2 separate regions of the Homo sapiens genome follow, and region 1 is linked to region 2. Evidence: chromatin contacts called from ENCODE Hi-C data. All regions are on one chromosome and are shown on one strand. The core of a region is the stretch at or near the end of the contact, and the rest is flanking DNA. Distances in the headings are between cores, read along the strand shown. Region 1 overlaps TRIOBP (TRIO and F-actin binding protein). Region 2 holds the start of MFNG (MFNG O-fucosylpeptide 3-beta-N-acetylglucosaminyltransferase).

The links. A loop is a pair of places that touch in the nucleus more often than their neighbours do. Pooled maps may share reads with other maps.
Region 1: a pooled map shows a loop between it and region 2 (3-fold over the local background). The contact joins the enhancer-like site here to the promoter of MFNG in region 2. A Hi-C loop is called at or near these places in 2 of 37 single-sample maps with no recorded cell type and 5 of 50 pooled maps.

Annotation. Positions count from the first base shown.
Region 1 is chr22:37,747,700-37,752,117 of GRCh38, reverse strand. It overlaps TRIOBP (TRIO and F-actin binding protein), which reads right to left. Exons shown (of 24, transcript NM_001039141.3): 12 at 290-346. Among named protein-coding and RNA genes, the nearest start is that of TRIOBP, 53 kb to the right of the region's middle. RefSeq lists an enhancer at 1-578. Within about 2 kb of position 2,022, at least 11 of the 41 ENCODE cell types and tissues checked have a DNase peak (open chromatin) inside an H3K27ac peak, as active enhancers do.
Region 2 is chr22:37,483,873-37,488,359 of GRCh38, reverse strand. It overlaps MFNG (MFNG O-fucosylpeptide 3-beta-N-acetylglucosaminyltransferase), which reads left to right and starts at 1,976. Exons shown (of 8, transcript NM_002405.4): 1 at 1,976-2,437. The coding sequence starts at 2,183. RefSeq lists enhancers at 574-1,083, 1,084-1,595, 1,596-2,105, 2,582-2,631, 3,032-3,091 and 2 more and a silencer at 1,882-2,011.

The DNA of each region.
Region 1 (4,418 bases), core at 773-3,272, 260 kb before region 2:
CCCTTGACTCCCACCCAGGCTCCTACTGAGGTGGCAGGGCCAAGAGACTCTTGATGAGATCAAGGGATGGGGCACTGGGTGTGAGGGGCTAGACGGCCCCTTGCTGTGATCCCTTTTACACACTGCAGACTGCTCCAGGAGGCAGAAGCCTAATGGGCAGCCTCCACCCCTCCCAGCCCCACCCCCAGGGTTCTCACACCAGCCCCAGCCCCACCCCCACTCCTGGGCTGCCCAGGGGCCCAGCAGCAGCACAAGCCAGCTTCCTCCCCTCCGGCCTCAGTCCTCTTACCTCTCCAGGCTCGTCCAAGATCGACATCCATCCCTTCTTGAAGTTGAGCAGATCGGGCTGTGGGGAGATGAGGAGGGAGGTGAGTTGGGTCCAGCAGGAAGCCAATGGGGGCTGGTGAGGGGAGCGTGCTGCACCCACCCTGTCCCCAAGTCCTGTGGGACCGAGCTCCTGGGAAGCCAGCCAAGAGGGCTAAGGCCCTAGGTAACCCCCAAGTCCAAGCAGGCCTCCCAGCCACTGAGGCAGCCCTGGCCCCTTTCCTGATAGTGGCACTCAGAGAGCCAAGAAGTTGGGCTGGGTGGCTGGCACACACACCCAGATGTCCCAGGGGCCTCTCTCCAGCCGACCCCTCGCCCAAGAATGGGAGAGAGGGGCTGGGAGGACTCTGCCTGCATAGAGACCCCCTGAGAGCTCAGAGGGCAGTCCAGACCAGCAGCACTGCGCGAACTGTCCAGTTCCTCCCTCTGACGAGGACCAAGTGCCCCACGGACCCTCCCATGGGCCCGCCAGTCCTGTCCTTTCCTCGGCTCCAGGAGACTATGGGAGGTGGAGCCAGTCACAGGCTGGGGTCAGAAACCCTCTGGTCCCCGCCTAGATCTCTTTGGGAAGGGTCAGTCCTGGCAAGCCCTACCTTCTGGGTGCCGCCCAGGGGGGCACAGCCCCGGGGTCTGGGGGCTACCAGCTGCAGCATGTCCCATGGAGACCTGTGCCAGGCACCCCCACCCAGGCCTAGATAAAGAAGTTGCTCATCCTGATATTTTTCTGACCATGCTCATCTAGTGGGTGCCAACCACCAGACCCTCCCTTCCTGCTGGGGAGACCTCTCTCATCTAAGTCCCGGTCCCTCTGCAGTCTCCGCTCCTGGCGCCGGCAGGGAGGAGGTGGCCACCGGTTGCCATGGCTCTGAGCCTACCTATCAGCCCCTACATCGAGGCCTCACCAGGCCAAGGTGTCTGGTTGCCTGCAGAGAACGGGTGGCATGGCTCAGTGGAGTGGGCGGTGACAGTGGCAGCTGGAAACCACAGCCACCCTGCCTGGCCACCTCTCCCGACCCACTCTCCACCCACGGAGCCCCTTCTCAGGTATAGGAAGTGGACCAACCGGGGCTTGGGACAGCTGAAGATCCAGAACCTTCCACAGCCACAGTCGGGGGACCCAGTAGGTTGGCATCCCAGCCCCTCCCTGTATACCTGTCTAAGGGAGAGACACAGGCTCTGCTCACGGCCGAGAACCCCTGGGGCTGCGTTTGTCCCGCTGCTCTGTATTCTGCCCACCCCGTCTTCCACCTGAGACGGAGGCTGCCCAGGGCGATCCCAAGCTAAGAATGAAGATTGGTGACCACACCTGGCTCCACTTCCCCTCAGTCTGGGACCTCCTGTGGCCCCAGGGCCTTGCAGGGGGCTTGACCACAGCAAGGCTCAGGAAAAACTTGCTGAGGAAATATCTACCCCCTGGTCTAAATTTCTGTGCTTTTTGGGCCATCTCCCCTACCCCCACCTAGCCCGGAGGAGCCAGGCTTCCTGGGCCCACAGAGCTGGCACCACTGGGCAGTCCCAGGCGAAAGTCCCTGGGCCAGGGCTGGGAGATTGGGGCAGGAATGACAAGCTGTCAGGCTGGAACCTCTAGGGCTGCCTGGGAAGTGGAGTCACTGTGACCTTCCTAAGTCACATCCCCTCTCTGAGTCCTGGCTGCCTGATGTGGCAAATGACGGGGCGGTCCTCCCCTCCCGCAGCTTCCGACAGGACTGAACGTGTCTGTACAAGGAGAAACCTAGTGATCCTCCAGAGCCCAGTACAGACACATCACATACCATGTCAGGCACGCCATGACACAGTGACCTTGGGGATAGAAGGTCACCAATTTGAGTTTTGTTTTGTTGAGACAGGGCCCTGCTCTGCTGCCCAGACTGGAGTGTGGTGGTGTGATCACAGCTTACTGCTGACTCAACCTCCTGGGCTCAAGCGATCCTTCCACCTCAGCTTCCAAGTAGCCGGGACGACATAAGCACTCCACCATGCTCAGCTAATTTTTTTTTTTTTTTTTTTTTTGTAGAGATGGGGTCTCCCTATGTTTCCCAGGTTGGTTTCAAACTCCTGAGCTCAAGTGATCCGCTCACCTCGGCCTCCAAAAATGCTGGGATTATAGGTGTGAGCCAATGTGCCCGGCCAACCAATGTGAGTTTTTAAACTGGCAGGGAAACCTGTCCCCAGGGTCAAAAGGTCCGATCATCTAAATCTCCCACGATGCCCCTTCATACAGGGCTCTTCAGGCCCAGCTACCTCTTCTTCACCTGCTAGAAGCTCAGTTTCTCCTTCCGCCTTTCGGGAGTACTGGCAGGTTCTCACAGCCCCGCCTCCTACCTGGCCAGGCACACAACCCCTCTACACACCCTCGGGCTGGCGGGACTCACTCAAAAAGGCTTGGTATCCCAGGCTTGCTTAACAGTTCCAGGGACGGCTCCAGGTGGCTTGCTTTATTTTTGAGACAGAGTCTCTGCTGCCCAGGCTGGAGTGCAATGGCGCCATCTCGGCTTACTGCAACCTCCACCTCCCGGGTTGAAGCGTTTCTCCTGCCTCAGCCTCCCAAATACCTGAGATTACAAGCACCCACCACCATGTCCAGCAAATTTTTTTATTTTTAGTAGAGATGGGATTTCACCATGCTGGCCAGGCTGGTCTCGAACTCCTGACCTCAAGTGATCCATCCACCTCAGCCTCCCAAAATGCTGGGATTACAGGCACACATAAGCCACTACACCCGGTCTCCAGGTGGCTTTAAAACAAAGTCCAGCTGCCTCAGGATGGCAGGGAAGCCTCATCACACTCTTCCAGCCTGGCCTCCCCTTGCTGAGGGGCCCCTGTTTATACCACTGCATATTCCTTGCCGATCACAACACACCAGGACTCCGGGCCCTTCATATGTGCCATGTCCTTGGCCTGAAACACTATGCTTCCTCCTCCTCCGATGACTAGGCAAGCGGCTACTCAGGCCTTAAGACCCAGCTTAATGGCCACCTCTGAGGTCCCTTCACAGTTCATGCCACTCACCGCACCACCAGCCGCCCCCGTCCTGCCCTCCCATGGCCCCTCTCAGAGGCCTCTGTTGCATCCGTGACTATCTTGAGGCCCTTTACTTATCCTTCACAGGCTAGATTAGATGCAACTCACAGTCAGGGACATACACTGTTTACCTGCCAGGACCCAGCACAGATAGGGGCTCAGGGAGTGTTTGCAGAAAAAAAAATTTTTTTTTAAAGTTATCAGGCACTGTTCTAGGCCAGGAAATTAGCTGTGACCAAGAGCTGTGGCCCCTGCCCTGGTGGACTGTAGGAAAGAGACAGTAAACAAGGGACCAAATATAATTTGATGCCCAGCAGGCGAGGGGGAAGGCTGATCCGGGAGCAAAGCTGCACCCAGGCAAAGGCAAAAGGGGTGGAAGAGAATCCCAACTCCCTGAAGCCCCGGAGCCTCACACACTCACACACCTGTGCCACTTGCTCTGTATGGATCCCTGATTCAGGGCACGGGGGCCAGGGGAGGAGGGTGTGAGGTGGGTACAGGAGGAGCACCAGCTGAGAGCAGGCTGAGGTCTGCATGGCAGCCAGGATGAACTCAATGAACACTATTAATGGTGATCATAGCCTCCTCTCTGCTCTAAAAGCTTTCATGGCTCTCTATTGCCCCTGTCCAAGCCCTAGCAGTGAGGCCCTCCTCCCCAGACCCCTTCCCTACGCTCTTGCTACTTCTCAAACATGACCACCCGTTTCTGTCCACACTGCTGTCTCCTCGCTAGTCCATCTCCACCTGACAAGGCCCTATAATCACAGGAGGACACCTCCCTCAGGAAGGCTGCTGCCACCAGCAGGGATGTGCTGTCCATCTTCCAAGCACCCCACACGCTGCTTCCGGCAGCCTTACCCTTGCTCAGCACGTGCTGCCCCCAGGACAGGCAACTGTGAAAGAAAGCTGGAACGGACCTGGATACAAATTCTGGCTTAGCCTGGGACTCACTGAGTTACCTGGGGCATGACACTTCACCTCGCCACACCTTGGTTTCCTCATCTGTTTGATTAAGATGTTACTACCAACCTTCAAGGATCAAATCTGGTAACGTGAAAGCACCCGGCTGAGGG
Region 2 (4,487 bases), core at 727-3,226:
CCTTTCTGTGGGGTGGAGAAGCCCACTCATCCTGTAATCGTCACCAAGTCATATTTTTGTCCCCATTTTAGAAATGATGAAGGTAACTTTCCTAGAGTCATACAGCCAGTGAGTGGCCCAGTTGGGAATTTTTTTTTTTGAGATGGAGTTTCACTCTTGTTGCCTAGGCTGGAGTGCAATGGCGCCATCTCGGCTCACTGCAACCTCTGCCTCCCGGGTTCAAGTGATTCTCCTGCCTCAGCCTCCCTAGTAGCTGGGATTACAGGTGCCTGCCACAATGCCTAGCTAATTTTTGTATTTTTGGTAGAGACGGGGTTTCACCATGTTGGCCAGGCTGGTCTTGAACTCCTGACCTCAAGTGATCTGCCTGCCTTGGCCTCCCAAAGTGCTGGGAGTACAGGCGTGAGCCATGGCGCCCAGCCCCCAGTCAGGATTTAAACCTGGTCTGTGGGGTACAGAGTCTGGGATCATCACCAAGGCTGGCATCATCACCATTCTGAGAATATGGCCTGTGAAGGGGCCTGGCTGGGGGCTGGCCCATGAGAAGGTCATTCAAAGGGTTGGTTTTCCCTTCCTCTCCCCCAGCTGTCCTCATGCAGGGTTGAGCCCGGCAGGGCCACTTCCCTTTGCCAGCCACCTGGTACTTTGTTGTGTTGAATTAACATTGATTGAGTTCTTGTCTGCCGGTCACTGTTCTAGGCACTGGGGATTAGGGACTCAGTGATCAAAAAATAAATCCTGCCCTGATATTCTCATGAGGAGGACAGAAACTTAGTTAAACATACAGAATGTTGGAAGATGAAAAGTGTGATGAAGAAAACAGTGAAGTGGCTTGAGAGGGACAGGCCTGGGGGGCTGGGAAGGAGGCGGCGAGGGGTTGCAATGTTAATAACGTGGTCAGGGAAGGCCTCACAGAGACGGTGACCTTTGTGTAAAGACCAGAAGGGAGTGGGGGAGTGAGACGTGCAGGTCTCTAGGGAGGGGCCCAGGTGGGAACAGCAAGTGCCAAGGTCCTGTGGCGGCCAGGTGCCTGGGCCAGCGAGGGTCCCAGGTTCTGGAGTGGAGCAGGGTGAGTAGCAGGAGATGGGGTGGGAGTAACTTGGGAGCCAGCTCACGCAGGGCCTTGTGGGCTGCTGTGTGCGTTTTGGCTTTTGTTCTGAAGAAAATGGGAGCCAGTGCAGGCTCTGAGTGGAGGAGGGAGGAGGTGTGAGTGAGCTTGTGCGAAACAAGATGGAGGTGGTGGCTGGAGAAGGCCCTCTGTCTGTCCACTGGTCAGGTGCTGGGAGAGAGGCAGCTCCAGAGACTGCGGAGTGAGGTCGGGTATGGGCTGGGGCACAGCTGGACAGGTGCCCTCAGGGGACCTCCTGTGAACTAGATGAGGAACAGAGACCTGGGTTCTGCCAGCTCTGCGGCTGAGTTGCTGGATCGTTTTTGCTCATTCTGTGCCTTTGTGCCTTATGTCTTCAGCTATAAACTGGGAACGACAGTCCCAGTGCTGTTGTGAAGACCTCAGGAACTGAGCGAACAACTGTGGGAGCCCCAGAGGTTAAGAGGTTATCACGGAAGGCTTCCTGGAGGAGGGAACCCTTAAGCTTTGAAGTCCAGATAGAACTCAGCCTAGTGGAGGGAATGTGGGTGAGGCTGGTGGAATATGGGAGAGCATCCCGGAGGAAACCTGTGAGCAAAAGCTGGGGGCTGGGTGAAGCAGGACACCAAAGTAATGGGTGTTGAATGGGCCGAGCTGACAGCTCTCTGGGGGAGTGGACGGTGCTGGAGGACACTCCCTTCCACCGGGCACGGAGGGTTTGTTGTGACTTCCTCCCACCGCAGCAGCTGGCAGAGCCGGGGCTGCCCTTTCTGCTGGTGCCTCCTTTCAGCCGCCTCTGTCTGGGGTTCCCTTCGTCTGGCCCCGCCCCTCGGGCTAAGCGGGGCGGGGCCAGGCGGTCCCGGAGGCTGCGGCAGGCCGGACAGCGGGAGCAGGTGGAGGACTGGCGGCGGTCGAGATCGTGCTGCCATGGCTCAGCCTCTGGGTCCAGAGCCTCAGCTCCTACCTCTTCCCTCCTTGCCAGCCCCTGATGCCTGCCAGACTTTTGCCTCTGCTGGAGCCCCTGCCTGACCAGCTTCCCCTCCCTGTCTGGTTGGGATTTGGGGGCTGAGCTGTCTGGGGTCCCAGGGCCAACCAATGCAGTGCCGGCTCCCGCGGGGCCTGGCTGGAGCCCTCCTCACCCTCCTGTGCATGGGGCTCCTGTGTCTGCGGTACCACTTGAACCTGTCCCCGCAGCGGGTACAAGGGACCCCCGAGCTGAGCCAGCCGAACCCGGGGCCCCCTAAGCTACAGCTACACGATGTCTTCATTGCAGTGAAGACGACCCGGGCTTTCCACCGCTTGCGCCTGGAGCTGCTGCTTGACACGTGGGTTTCCAGGACCAGGGAACAGGTGACAAGTGGGTGACATTGGGCCCTGGGGGTGGCCCCTGGCCTAAGGGGTTCTCAGAGGCCTTTCTACTGGGCTGGGGTCCCTGACTGCCTCATGGGAGAAGCTGCTCAATACCTGCCTAATCAGGGATCCTCTTCCTCTCTCCTTCTTCCGGGCTTTAGGGGCTGCCTGCGGCCCTGCCCGTGCCCTGTACTGGTCCTGACTCCAGGTGCACCCAGGTCCTACCGCTCCACCACTTTTGGGGGCCAGGCTGGGCCCCTGCTCCAGGCTCCCGGGTCCCTCCTGGGGGTTCTTCTATTCCTAGCCGCTCCCGTGGGGGCTTCGCTCCTAGCCACCCAGGCCCAGCCTGGCATCAGGGGTAATGGTGGGTGTTGGGCAGCTGGGGTGGAGGCCTCCAAGAGGTCCTGACCCAGACCCGTGCCCAGGCCAGGCTGTCCCACCCAGGCCCTAGGTGCTGTCCTGCCCGGGCTCTGAGGGTGGAGGACGGGAGGAGAATGGTGGGGTCTGTTCTTGGGGGAGGCATCCCTTCGGCCTTCCCGATAGCCCCTGCCGCTGTGTCTCTGCTGCCCCGGGTGTGCCGAGGCCGCCATGTCTGGCCTCCTGTGTTGGCTTCCTGCGGACTGCTTCCGAGGGAGGGAAGGAGAGCGCATGCCACGAGGGTGGCGGCTGAGGCAGTGGTGGGCCGGAGGTTGGGGAGGCCTGCCTGGCACGTGGGATTGTGTGTGTGTGTGTGTGTGTGCTCACACGCACGGAGCTGGAGTGTGCTAGATGTGTGTGACAAGAGGCATGTCTGTCACATGGCTGTGCGGCTCCGGCGAGCCAAGTCCCTTCCAGCCCTTTCCCTCCTCGCATCCAGTATCTTCCTTAAGCAAAGTTAGTGATGTCGGTGTTAGGGACCGTTGATGGGGGAGGTGGAGAATGGGTACACACACACACACACACACACACACATCGGTCCCCTCTTTGGCGGCTGGCTCAGTGGGAGGAAGTGACTGAGTCTTTGGAGATAGTCGAGACCTCCTGGAAGACCAAAAGGAGGGGGAGAGGATGGCTGGCAGAGGCCAGGCCCTCCTGGGGAGGGGCACCCTGCCCTGATTTCTGCCCTCGTACTTGGGATTAACTCTTCCCCAGCTGGCCCCCAGCACCTCAGCTCTTCTCTGGGCCCCACACGGCTTCTCATCTTGGGGAGATCCTGGTTCTTCCTGCGGAAGCAGCCAAGGCGGGCCCTCCCGCAGGCCTTCCTGTTTATGCGTCTGTGTACCCGGGAGCGTGGCCTCACGTGGCCCACGGCCCTTTCCTGTCTTATCTCCATCACCGCGGTGGTGCCCTTGCCCCGGATGAGGAAACTGAGGCCAGAGAGAGGAAGTGCTGGCTGGCGTGGTGTCACGCAGAAGGCCTGAGGGGACAGAGCCCAGTGGGACCTAGAACCTTGCTCCTGGTTGGGTGCTTTTCTCCCCTGCTGAGACTTGGGAACCCTGTGAGGACTGGGTCACTGGGCTACAGGAGTCGCTACCCCACGTCTCTCACCCTTTGGCTCACTTCTCTCTGTGACCTCAGCCAAGGCCCTCCCCTTTCGGCCCGCAGTTTCCCCATCTGCACGGGGCAGGAGTGTCTGGACCGGGCCTGAGCTGGTTAACTGCAGCGCTGGGCGCCCGCCTGGCTGGTTAAGGGCGGTCGGGTGGCAGGTGGGCCTTGCGGCAGGGGCCGGGACTCGTGTGCCGGCCTTTGTCCTGGGCTGAGGGGGTGGGCTGGGGGAGGCGGGTTTTGTGCTCAAGGCGAGCCTTTCTCCTCCCTATGGTCCCCTTGTTGGGGGGAGAGGTGGCAGCAGCCCCACCACTCCCCTCCTCTGCAGCAGATGGTCCCCGGCCACCCCTCCCCTGCCCCAGCAGGCTGCGTGTCCCTTTGTTTCCCGCGGCTGCCTGTGAAGTTTTCACCATTGTCAGGTCCCCTCCTTAAACAAGTCAAATGCAGCCCTTGGCTCCAAAGAAACTCTGCCCATCGCTCTGTGCCAACCTTAGGATTCCCAGGGACTGAAAGCGCCAGCCTCACT